2 separate regions of the Homo sapiens genome follow, and region 2 is linked to region 1. A link is an interaction called in ENCODE POLR2A ChIA-PET data of the cell type or tissue named here. Cell type or tissue: B cell. All regions are shown on one strand. Links, peaks and the distances in the headings refer to the core of each region. The heading gives the core; the rest is flanking DNA.

What was found. ChIA-PET counts read pairs that join two places held together with the same protein. Peaks named below come from ENCODE experiments on the same cell type or tissue, not always from the same donor. Only the 100,000 strongest peaks of a DNase experiment are listed, where the experiment ranks them.
Region 2: POLR2A ChIA-PET joins it to region 1 with 9 read pairs; 3 of 35 experiments call an interaction of 5 or more read pairs at or near these places.

What each region holds. Positions count from the first base shown.
Region 1 is chr14:90,987,469-90,993,995 of GRCh38, reverse strand. The region is part of intron 2 of RPS6KA5 (ribosomal protein S6 kinase A5); the gene reads left to right. Among named protein-coding and RNA genes, the nearest start is that of RPS6KA5, 70 kb to the left of the region's middle. In B cell, for the core only: no CTCF peak of the experiment used is centred there; no DNase peak of the experiment used is centred there; H3K27ac peaks cover 386 bases.
Region 2 is chr14:90,926,044-90,932,570 of GRCh38, reverse strand. The region is part of intron 5 of RPS6KA5 (ribosomal protein S6 kinase A5); the gene reads left to right. Among named protein-coding and RNA genes, the nearest start is that of LINC02321, 100 kb to the right of the region's middle. In B cell, for the core only: no CTCF peak of the experiment used is centred there; no DNase peak of the experiment used is centred there.

The sequences.
Region 1 (6,527 bases), core at 1,482-3,981:
GGTTGTCTGAGCCTGGGAGGTTAAGGCCACGGTGAGTTATGATCACATCACTACACTCCAGCCTGGGTTGTCTCAAAAAAAAAAAAATAGAGAATAGATAGAGAAGATACAACATTTTTCTAATCAGACTTTCAGAAGGAGCTTATAGAATGAGTAGAGGCACTGTTCAAAGAAATAATAGCTGGGAGTTTACAGGATTAAACGTGAATTTGCAGAGAGCAAATACAAGTACTTGCATACAAGTATAAAGAAATTCTTATGTAGATACATCAGAGAGAAACTGATGAACATGAGACAGAGAAATACCTGAAAAGCAGTCAAAGAGAAAAGACTTATTTATAAAGGAACAACAATTAGTTTAACAGTGGACTTTACAACAGCAACCCTGGAAGCCATGTAAAGTGGAATAATATCTTCAAAATGCCCAGAGAAAATAACTGTTAATCTACACTTGTATACTCAGCAAAACTGTTTTCCCTAAGTGTGGCAAAAAGACACTTGTTGTTGTTGTTGTTCTTTTTGAGACGGAGTCTTGCTCTGTCTTGTTGTTTTTTTTGAGACGGAGTCTTGCTCTGTCACCCAGGCTGGAGTGCAGTGGCACGATCTTAGCTCACTGTAACCTCCGCCTCCTGGGTTCAAGTGATTCTCCTGCCTCAGCCCCCTGAGTAGCTGGGACTACAGGCTCATGCCACCATGGCTGGCTAATTTTTGTATTTTTAGTAGAGATGGGGTTTCACCATATTAGCCAGGCCGATCTCGAACTCCTGACCTCATGATCTGCCCACCTCGGCCTCCCAAAGTGTTGGGATTACAGGTGTGAGCCACCACGCCCAGCCAACATTTTCAAACATACAAAAGCTGAGTGAGTTTTCTACCAATAGGTCCCCTATGAGAATTTTAAAAGAAGTAGTTTTAGGAAGAAGGAAAATAATCCCTGGAGAATTTTCCGAGATGCAAAAAGAATTACTGAACAAACAGTCTAAAGCATACTGACTGTGTAAAGCTCTCGTCACGATGTCTCATTTGTGGAGTTGAAAAAAGAAAACTGAAAAATTGGACAAAATAGCATTTAATTTGGGAGGTGACAGGAGTTAGTTTCCTGAAGTAATGTTCCTCAAAGTTTAACATGCACAGTAATCTTGAAATGTGTAAATTACCAAACTGATTGAAAAAAGGTGTGAGAAACCTACATAGTCCTATAACTGTTAAAGAGATTGGTCAGTAAGCAAAAATCCTCTTGCTGGGAAGACACTCAGTACAGTTTTAAGAATGAGTTCTGCCACACATTCAAGGCATAGATAATTCTGATCTTCCACAAACTCTTTCAGAAAACAGGAAAAGGGGGATTATTTCCTCCAACTCATTGTATGAGTCCAGTGTAACCTTGATTCCAAAAAACACACTAGGACAGTATAAAGAAGGCAGATTATCAGCCCATTTTATATATGTGAAATTTTTAATATCAAATTTATATAGTCAAACCTTGTGTGTATTTTCTTTCAACACATTGAATACTTTGACTCATTATCTATTATACATCTGCACTGAGTAGTTTGGTTACAGGCCTTGAAGACAATTCTGTAAAGGTAAGGAAACAGTTTACCTGTAATGTTTTACCTTTGTATTTCCATTTTGTGTGTGTGCACTGTTTTATAATGGATCAGTTGTCAGCCATGGAGACTGCTTTTCCTTTTTGCCAGCTGACAGTGTAGTCTCTTATGAGAAGATGGGATAACTAAGAAATGTCATTGTAAGTATATCTGCCTTTAAAAAATCACAGTTTTGATGACTAAATGGAGTAGGTGGAAGCTTTTATAATGAATATAATAAAATCTCAATTTTTATTCAAAAATTTTACCACTAATCTTTCAGTTTCATTACCTTTTTAAGATAAATTTTTTTCAGCACTACTTAGAATAATAGGAAAGACTCATCAGATGTCTTCATGTGTCATGTAAGGTTTTCTTTGGAAATGAAACTGAAAACTCTTCTGATGAATTAATTTCTATATATTTAAACTAGAAAAAAATGCTATTCATCAAATATCTTGAAGACTGTGGAATATTTGAATATCAAAGATTTACTTTTTGACACTTAAATACATCTAATATGCATAAAACTCTTTTTTACTCAGATTGACTTGCTTCTCTTGAACTATCTGGTTTCCTTTGGCCTATCACTAACCTTGATCAGTTTTCTGAGCTAGAAACTTTTAAATAATTTTGGATTCTTTTTGGATTCTTCTCTATCTATTTTGACCTCTTTATCTCTCTTCTTTTTTTTTTTTTTTTTTTGAGATGGAGTCTCACTCTGTCACCCAGGCTGAAGTTCAGTGGTGTGATCTCAGCTCACTGCAACCTCTGCCTCCCAAGTTCAAGCTATTTTCCTGCCTCAGCCTCCCGAGTAACTGGGATTACAAATGTGCACCACCATGCCCGGATAATTTTTGTATTTTTAGTAGAGACAGGGTTTCACCATGTTAGCCAGGCTGGTCTCAAACTCCTGACCTCAAGTGACCCACCTGCCTCGGCCTTCCAAAGTGTTGGGATTACAGGTATCAGCTGCTGCGCCCAGCCCAGCCTCTTTACTTCTATTTTCTCACAAAGTCCTATAATTTTCCCCTTAAAGTGATCCTTGGATTTACCTTTTCTGGGCCTAAGAACGGAAAGTGCCATCACTCATTTTACCTTATGCATGGATTCTTTCAAGGGGTGTCTTAACCTGTCTGCCTTTCTGTAGGCTCTCTTCCATTTGTGCATTTTAATATCATATGCTGTTATACGTAATATACAGTCTTGCTAAAATACAACATTTTCGTGCAGTTTTTCTATTTAAGAACATATACTGCATTTTTTCCCATTTAACTATTCAAGCCCAAATTCTTGCCTTGCTTTCAGTTTCCCCTGTCTTTTTTCGCCCAGCTTACCCTGATATTCTGCCTACTTTCTATTTTTTTCCCCAACTTTTATTTTAGGTTTGGGGGTACATGTTCAGGTTTGTTACCTGAATAAATTGCCTGTCGCTGGTGTTTGGTGTAAAAATGATTTTGTCACCTAGGTAGTGAGCATAGTACCCTATATGTAGTTTTTCAACCATCACCCTTCTCCTACCCTCTCCCCTCAAGTAGGCCCTAGTATCTATTCTTTCCATTTTTATTTCCATGTGTACTCAATATTTAGCTCCCACTTATAAGTGAGATCATTTTCTTTTCCTACATCAGTTTGCTTAGGAAAATGGTCTCCAGCTGTATCCGTGTTGCTGCAAAGGACATGATTTCATTTTTTAAAATGGCTGCATAGTATTCTGTGGTGTACATGTACCATATTTTCTTTATCCAGTCCACCATTGATGGGCGTCTAGGTTGATTCCATGTCTTTGCTATTTTGAATAGTGCTGCAGTGAACATGCAATGAACATATGAGTACATATGTCTTTTTGGTAGAATGATTTATATTCCTTTGTGTATATACCCAGTAATGGGATTTCTGGGTTGAGTGGTATTTCTGTTTTAAGTTCTTTGAAAAATTTCAACTGCTTTCCACAGTGGCTGATGTAATTTACATTCCCACTAGCAGTGTATAAACATTTTGTTTTCTCCACAACCTCACCAGTATCTGTTATTTTTTGGCTTTTGAATAATAGCCCTTCTGACTGGTGTGAGATGGTATCTCATTGTGGTTTTTATTTGCGTTTCTCTGATGATTAGTGATGTTGAACATTTTTTCATATGCTTGTTGGCAATGTGTATGTTTTCTTTTGAGAAGGATCTATTCATATCCTTTGCCCATTTTTTAATGGGATCGTTTGTTTTTTGCTTGTTGATTTGTCCGCCTACTTTCTAGTCCACTTTATTTTCCTTCACTTGCCTACAATTATGTGTACTTTTCCACCCTCTGATGCCCTGCCTTATCTTGTCCCCCCATTGGTAGTGCTCATCTTTTTTTCCACCTGTCCAAATCCTGCCCAAATTGCTTTATTCTCTGAATTGTTGCACTGAGAGCCCTCCATAGAGAGCATAGCACTGACTTGTTCTCTGAATTTTCCTTCACATCTGCAATCTTTCCTCTGGATTGTAAGCTCTTACGATCATCCCTGTATATTTTTCCAACCCTGTTGCCCTGTCCCCCTACCTGCCCATAATCCAGCATTGTGTGAAGTATAATAATAGTCTATCAAGTATGTCATTTATGCTGTTGTCTTTAGCATTATTCTTCAGATTGATACCCAAAAGCCCAGGAAATATCTTTGGCTCATCTTTTAGAATTTGTTTGATGATGAAATTTTGGGTTATTTTGGGGAATAATGATTATATTTTTATTTCTTTTTTAATCTCTCTGCTGCCTTCCTTTTGACCATTTTGCCTTCTTTGAGATATCTGTCCAAGTATGGGAGAAGAAAATGTTTAAATGTACCTGTGGGTGTGCATTATCAGTAATTCTAATAATGAAGTGCAGCATGAAGGTCTCAGCTAAAGACTTTAGTATTCTCTGAATTTTCTTTTTTTATCATAAATGGTCATGTACTTTGAAGAGCTGATGTCTTGTCTTACCATGACAAAAAGGAAAAAAGAAAAATTTTGCCATGTAAGAGTAAAGGATGCAGCCAAGTTGATTCACTCTTCTGGTTTTGGTGCTTTCACACGGTTGTAGAGTACTTGAGTATCGAGGATGACGTAGAAGACTCAAGTTTGCATCTTGACACTCTTGTTGTTTACTTGAGTTTCTTGAGTTAATCATATGAACTCTGTGAGCCCAAGTCCCTTTGGCATAAGTTATTATAATAATACCTATCTCACAATGTTGTTATAAGTTTAATGAGATAATGGATATGAATTGCCAATTACTAGATAACCATGGGTTATGGTTATTGAACAGGGAACTCCATTGTAAAGCTGTAACCTAAATTGAAAAAACAAAATTATTTAGGACTTACTCATAAGAAGAGATTATTTATTTATTATTTTATATAGTCACTTACTTTATTAGCATCTCTGGGAGTAATTTCAACTAAAGTGATATTTTTAATAAAAATTTAACAAGTGAGAAAATACCTCATAAATGAGATGTTGCTAATTGCAATTTTGTTAGCATTTACAAGAAGTTGATTTGTATGTTACCTTAAGCATAACATGTCAAATGGAAAGATTATATTTCTTTGTTATTTATTTATTTATTTATTTTTTTGAGATGGAGTCTTGCTCTGTTGCACAGACTGGAGTGCAGTGGCATGATCTCAGCTCACTGCAACCTCCGCCTCCCGGATTCAAGCAATGCTCCTGCCTCAGCCTCCTGAGTAGCTAGGATTACAGACGCCCGCCACCATGCCTGGCTAATTTTTGTATTTTTAGTAGAGACGGCGTTTCACCAAGTTGGCCAGGCTGGTCTCACCTGACCTCAGGTGATGCACCCGCCTCGGCCTCCCAAAGTGCTGGGATTACAGGTGTGAGCCACCATGCCCAGCCTCTTATTTGTATCAAACAAATGTATTCAAGCATCTTAGATTCTGAACCATCTTAGTGTAGTATAGGTTAACATTCCTCTCCTAAGATATACATGATATGAGTAATAAAATGTTTTGATTGCCTGACACATAATAAATGCTATGTAAGTTTTAGCTATTTTGTTTTTCAGTTTTAGCTATTATTGGGGAAGCTGAAAGGGAATGTAGTTCAGCTTCTAAAAGAGCTGATGTAATACATTACCAAGCTTTCAGCTTAGCTTTATACATAAGTGAATGTCATTTCTTAATGAGTATTTTTTGTAAAGCCTAAAATGTGTCCTGCAGTAAATAGAGAAATAACAACCACCAAAGGTCTTCCTGGTTTCAGGCCTTGCTGATGCATTTATTTCCATTCTAGAGCCAGAATGATTTTTCTGATGGGCAAATTTGATTATGTCGCTTCTCAATTTAAAACCTTTCAGTTCATTCCCGTTGGTCTTGGGATTCATTCATTCATTTGTATTTACCAAGAGGCAGACACTGTTCTGGGTGCTGGAGATAAGAGTAGTGAGTATTAAGTATGTATATGTTATACACACACACACACCATACAACATAGAACCTTGTAAATGGAATAGTATGGAGCTGGTCTTCATGTAATGCAGAGTTATTTGTGAGTTTATGAAACCTTGGAGTGAGTGCTGGCAAAGTATAGAAATTCAGAGGGCCTTGCTTATGATAGTGTCTAATGAGCAGTAACCATTTGTGTCTACCTTGGTCCCTGGTGTCCTCTTTAAGAAGTTCACTTTTTCCTTATGTGGATATCCTTTGTTGTTGTTGTTGTTGTTGTTGTTGTGGCTGCTGCTGCTGTCATCTAATCAACAGCAGATCTTGTAAGTTTGCTCTGTGGAAATACTGTTTTTCCAGTTGAGGCGGTCTTTGGGCTGCTTTCCCCAGCCTTCAGTGCCATCTTGAAATGTAATTTGTGATATTTCTTTACTCATTGGTCCCAGACTCTATGAATATTCCTGATAAGATAGCTTTTTTTCCCTCCAATCTTTTTTTTACTACAGATTTAGAGTAACACA
Region 2 (6,527 bases), core at 2,537-5,036, 62 kb after region 1:
GAGGTTTTAGGAGAAAGGAGATGATATAAAATAACCAACTAACAATGTGGGAGAGTGAACGGATTAGGGAAATGAATGTGTTTGCTGGGTACTATTAAGACCCATGTGAGATTCCTGATCATGAATTTAAAGTGAAATTGCCTGGGCTGATGCCTGTAATCCCAGCACTTTGGGAGGCCGAGGTAGGAGGATCACTTGAGCCCAGGAGTTTGAGACTCAACAGCCTGGGGAACAGTGTTGGGCAACAGTGAGACCTCATTCCTATAAAAAAATAAAAAAATTAGCCGAGCATGGTGGCACGTGCCTGTATTCCTAGCTACTTGGGAGGCTGAGCTGGGAGGATTGCTTGAATCCGGGAGGCAGAGGATGCAGTGAGCCAAGATCATGCCACTGCACTCCAGCCTGGGTGACAGAATGAGACCCTGTCTCAAATGAATGAATGAATGAATGAATGATTGAATGATTGAATAAAATCGGCCAACCTGATTATATGGTTTTCTCCAACAATGTGTAGCTGCACTGGTGCAGGTAAAGAGTATGTGGTGGATTAATTTTAATTGTGTTTTAGTACCCTTACTTCATGTGTGTATATCCGTAAACAATATATACTATTACCATGTTTTTTAAATGTACATACATGACATATTCTATTGCAAATTGTTTTTTATTTGACCTATTCTTGAAATTTATCCAAGCTGATAAATGGGATGTTTCATTTATTTTAACTGTTGTGTAATAATCCTTTATATTAGTTATCCAGTCTATCTTTTCTCCTACTGAGGTACATTTAGGTTGTTTCTATGTTTTCTCTATCACAGTGTTGCATTTTTTCCCCTGATGTTATTGATTTGTTGGAGTTCGTTAAGTATTATAGATACCAACCCTTTATAACTATATGTTTTGTAAATTTCTTTTCTAAAATTTTAACTTGTTTTTAATTTTGTTTAATGATCTTTTTTGCCATTTAACATTTTAATATCCAATGTACTAAATCTTTTCTTTTACGGCTTATTTTTTTAATTTTAAAAAAATTTTAATTGTGGTTAAAAAAACACAAAACAAAAATTGCCATCTTAACTGTTTGTGAATATATGGTTCAGCAGCTTTAATAATACTCATTTTGTTATGTAACAGATCTCTAGCACTTTTTCATCTTGCAAAATTAAAACTCTATACCTTTTCCCCCGTCCCCTAACCCCCAGCAGCCACCATTCTACTTTCTATTTCTGTGAGTTTGACTACTTATGATATCCCATGTCAGTGGAGTTGTACAGTATTTATTTTATTTTTGTGACTATTTCACTTAGCATAGTTCTCAAGGTTCATGCATGCTGTAGCATGTGACAAGATTTCCTTCTTTATTAAGGCTGAATAATATTCCATGGTATTTATATGCCACATTTTGTTTATTCGTTTATCTGTTGATGGACATTTGGATTGCTCTCACCTCTTGGCTATTGTGAATAATACAGTGAACGTGGTTGTGCAAATATTTCTTCAAGAGGCCTGCCTTCAATTCTTTTGGATATATACCCACAAGGGGGATTGCTAGATCATATGGTAGTTCTACTTTTAATTTTTTGAGGAACATTTATACTATTTTCCATAGCAGCTGCACCATTTTACATTCTCACCAGCAGTGCTAAAAAGTTCCAGGTTCTCCGTATCTTTGCCAACACTTGTTATGTTGGTGTTTTTGTTATTATAGTGGCTGTCCTAATGAGTGTAAGGTGAAATCTCATTGTAATTCTGATTCGCGTTTATCTCTAATCATTAGTGATGTTGAGCATCTTTTCATATGCTGTTAACCATTTGTATGTTATCTTTGGAGAAATGTCTATTAGAGTCCTTTGCTCATTTTAAAATCAGGTTATTTGTGGGTTTTGTTGTTTTTAGGAGTTCTTTATATATTCTAGATATTAACTCCTTATCAGATATATGATTTGCAAATATTTTCTCCCATTCTGTAGGTTGCCTTTCATTCTGTTTCTTTCCTTCGATATTCAGAAGTTTTTAAATTTGATATAGTCCCATTTGTCTATTTTTGCTTTTGTTGTCTGTGCTTTTGGTGTCATATCTAAGAAATCGTTGCCAGATCCAATGTCATGAAGCTTTTCCCATGTATTTTCTTCCAGGATTTTTACAGTTCTAGGTCTTACATTTAGGGTATAAAATCAGGTGGAAATATTTTATATTTTTAATACAAATAACCCAATTACCTTTTAAGTATTTGTTGACTAGTCAGTTAATCTTTTCTCTTCTTATTCGAAATGCAACTTCTGTCATATAACTAAGTTCCCAAGCATACTTACGAGTCTGTTTTTAGGCTCTTCATTGAATTCCATTTGTCTGTTTGCCTCGCTCTGTATCAGAACCAAAATATCTTAAAGCATCTGGCTGGCCGGGCGTGGTGGCTCACGCCTGTAATCTCAGCACTTTGGGAAGCTGAGGTAGGAGGATCGCTTGAGGCCAAGAGTTCAAGACCAGCCTGGGCAATATAGCAAGAATTCATCTCTACAAAATATTTAAAAAATTAGTTGAGTGTGTTGGTGCATGCCTTTAGTCCCAGCTGCTCGGGAAGCTGAGGCAGAAGGTTCACTTGAACCCAGGAATTTGAGGTTGCAGTGAGCTGCGATCATGCCACTGCACTCCAGCCTAGACAACAGAGCAAGACTTTATCTCAAAAAAGAAAAGAAAAAAAAGCCTATCATTTTATAGTAAGTCTTGATTCTGAAAAGGTGAGATCTTTTTCCTCTTCACCCTCACCCTACCTCCCTCTCCTTTCCCCCGACCTTCGTCCTCCCTCTTCACTGTCTTCTCTATTCTTGGCTTTTTGTGTTCCTCCACATGAATTGTGGAATCGAATATATAAATTAATTTGGAGGGAACTGCAATTTTTGAATATTGACCCTTCCAGTCAATGAATTTGCATCAGTGAATGTTCAGATCTTCTCATTTATTTAGTTTTTTATGTCTTTCAAAAATATTTTGTACTATTATCTGTAATATTTTATACATATATTATTAGACTTATTTCTATTTATACATTTTGTTTCAATTATAAGAATTACCTTTAAAAACTGGAATATTTATGTTTTTCTTGCCAGAGCTTAGGAATGCTGTTGACCTTATACATAAAACATTGAATTCTTATTAGGTGCACAAATTTATAGATTGACTTGGATTTTTGTATAGATGACTACATTAAAAAGAAAAAAGTCAGAACCATTATTTGTAAGTAATAATGGCTTTGTTTCTTTTCATTTCTCATACCTTTTAGTTTCTGTGTGTTTGGGGATGGTTATTTTGTTTAGGTTTGGCTTGGTTTTATTGATTTGTCTACCAAGTTTTATGTGTATATGTATTTTTTACATTAAAGAACATGTATTTTAGTCATTTAGTATGGTATTTGCTGTAGGTTTTTGGTAGATAAATTATATTTTTAGTATCTTTATTGTTATAAGTAAATTCTTATGGTTTTTCTCTTTAACCACATAATGATGTGAATTATATGAATAGATTTTTGTTTCCTTTTTCAGTGTTAGACCATCTTTCAATTCCTGGAACAAACTTAACTTTCCATGATATGTATTTTTTATACATTGCTGGATTTTATTTGCTAATATTTTACTTAGGATTTTATTTTCTAAGTTGACCTATAATTTTCCTGTATAAAATTGCATTTGTCACATTTTAGTATCAAGGTTGTCCTAGCACCATGAAATGGATTTAGAATGGTTTATGTAAGATAAAGTACATTTCTTCTAAAGGTTTGTGTGGATTCACTTTCAAATCTGCCAGAGTGTGTTTTTTTCCTTTTTTTTTTTTTTTCATTTTAAGTGAGTGCAAGTAGCTTTTCAAATACTGATTTAATTTTTAAAATATTTACAAGTATATTTAGAGTTTTTATTTCTTCTTGAATGTTAACATTTTTATAGAAAATGGTATTATCTTTTTAAATTCTTTGACATCAGTTTCTTCAGAATTTCCTTACTTTTAAAAATCTCTGTAACTATAGTAATGTTTTATTTTAAATTACTGATATTATTCATTTGTTACTTTTCTTGATCCTTTGTTAGAAGTGTCCATTTTATTAGTCTTTTATAAGAAAGAGCTTTTGTCAAGCCTTCTATTTTTCTTCTCTTTCTTTGATGAGGTTTATTATTTTGTGCATTTTACTTTCTATAAGCTTCTTTCATATTCTTTTTCTAAGCTTTTAATTTGGACATCCAGCTCACTAATATTTAATCTTTTTAAAATAAAGCTGTGAATTTTTAAAAATAGCTCTAGCTGCATCCCACAAGTTCTTATATATAGTATTTTTATTGTTACTGTAATATTTATTGTCACTTTTTCTTTGAGTGGTGGCTCATACCTATATCCAAGCACTTTAAGAGTCTGAGGCGGGCGAATCACTTGAGCTCAGGAGCCTGGACAACATAGCAAAACTGCGTCTCTCTACAAAAAGTACAAAAATTAGCCAGGCGTGGTAGCAAGAGCCCAGCTACTTGGGAGGCTGAGGCAAGAGGATCACTTGAGCCTGGGAAGTCAAAACTGCAGTGAGCTGTGATCACACCACTACACTCCAGCCTGGATGACAGAATGAGACCTTGTCTCAAAAAAAAAAAAAAAAGAAAAGAAAAGAAAGAAAGAGAAAAAAGACATATGCCTGAAAGACTATGTGTGTATTCTCTAATTGATGGATACAGGATTTTGTATATTTTCATGAATATCATTCAAATCTTGAATATCTTTACTAATATTTTTCCTTCTTGATCTGTCAGTTATAAGAAACATATGTTAAAATACCCATGATGATTGTGGATTTGTCCATTTCTCCTTGAAGATCTCTCCATTTTTATTTTATATATTTTTAAAGCTTTTCACAAATTTTTGAGGATATTCAAGCTTGGAATAGAGTTATTTCCCTAGTGAAATGTTCCTTTTATTATTTTGTAATGTACGTAATTTTAATAATTCTTTTGCCTTAAAGTTCATTTCTCCTCCTATTAATAAAGATACTCCAGCTTTCTGTTGGTTAGTGCTGTCTGATACAACTTTTTTCATCTCTTTACTTTCAATCTTTCTTTGTCATTATGTTTTAGGTGTGCCTTTTATAAATAACATATAGCTGGATTTTATTTTTTGATCGAGAGTTTCTGTCTTTTAACTGGTGAGTTATGATACCTGTATATTATGATTACTGATATATTTTTATTTATTTCTCTTATCTTGCTTTGTGTTTCTCTTTGCTTCTGTTTTCCCTTTTTCCTGTCTTCTATTTAAATGATTAAGATCTTTTGATTTCATGTCCGCCTAATGGTCTGGAAGTCATGTATATTCTATTTCTGTTCTTTTAGTAGTTATTACCCTGATTTTATTTACTTATCTATTTTTATACACAAGGCATTTCTGTAATATTACCCTGATTTTAGACTTGTGCTCTGACTTAACAGAGTCTGAAATTATCCATTATCTCTCAAACGATCATGACCACTACAAGAACGTTAGAATGCTTCAACTTCAGTTATTTATCTAATTTTTATATTATTTAGTATTTTAGTCCTACCTGCTAAATTTCCACAAATCAATCATTACTGTGCAGTTATTACTTTTATTTTATAAATTCAGTGCTTGTTTATATTTACTTACACATTTGTTTTCTCTGCTTATTCTTGCTTCTTGCATCTGAGTTTTTTCTTTCAAGTTCAATTTATTAATTTATGAAATACATACGTTAGATTTCTTTTTAGCAAGGTTCAATGATTAATAAATTCTGTCTTTGTCTTAAAATGCTTTATTTTGCCCTGCATATTAACTGATAACTTAGCTGCTGGGTATAAATAGATCTAGGAATGGACCTGTGAGATATGTACACACACACACACACACACACACACACACACTTAAATATATATATATATACACATACATATATATGTCTCTCTTTTTATTGTAAAGTAAAACAGATTCAAAAACAAAATAAATGTATGGCTCAGTGAATTATTATAAGACAGCACCCTTGTAACCACCACTCAAGTGAAGAAATAGAATGTGGCCAATCAGGAATATATTTTTATTTAATCTGCTTAGGACTTTTGCAATATTCTGGATAATTTTCTCAAATTTACTAAGTCTTTAGTAAATTTTACTAAGTCTTTTTTTTTGTTTTTTTTTTTTGAGACAGAGTCTCACTCTGTGGCCCAGGTTGGAGTTGAATGGTGCGATCTCTGCTCACTGCAACCTCCACCTCCCAGGTTCAAGCAGTTCTCCTGCCTCAGCCTCCTGAATAGCTGGGACTACAGGCACGTGCCACCATGCATTTTTAGTAGAGACAGGATTTGAGCTATGTTGGCCAGGCTGTTCTCGAACTCCTGACCTCAAGTGATCCGCTCACCTTAGCCTCCCAGAGTGCTGGGATTACAGGTGTGAGCCACCATGCCCAGCAATTTTACTAAGTCTTGAGAAGATTATCCAGAATGTTGCAAAAGTATCCTCTAATTTACTGTCTTTCTTCAGCTGTGTCT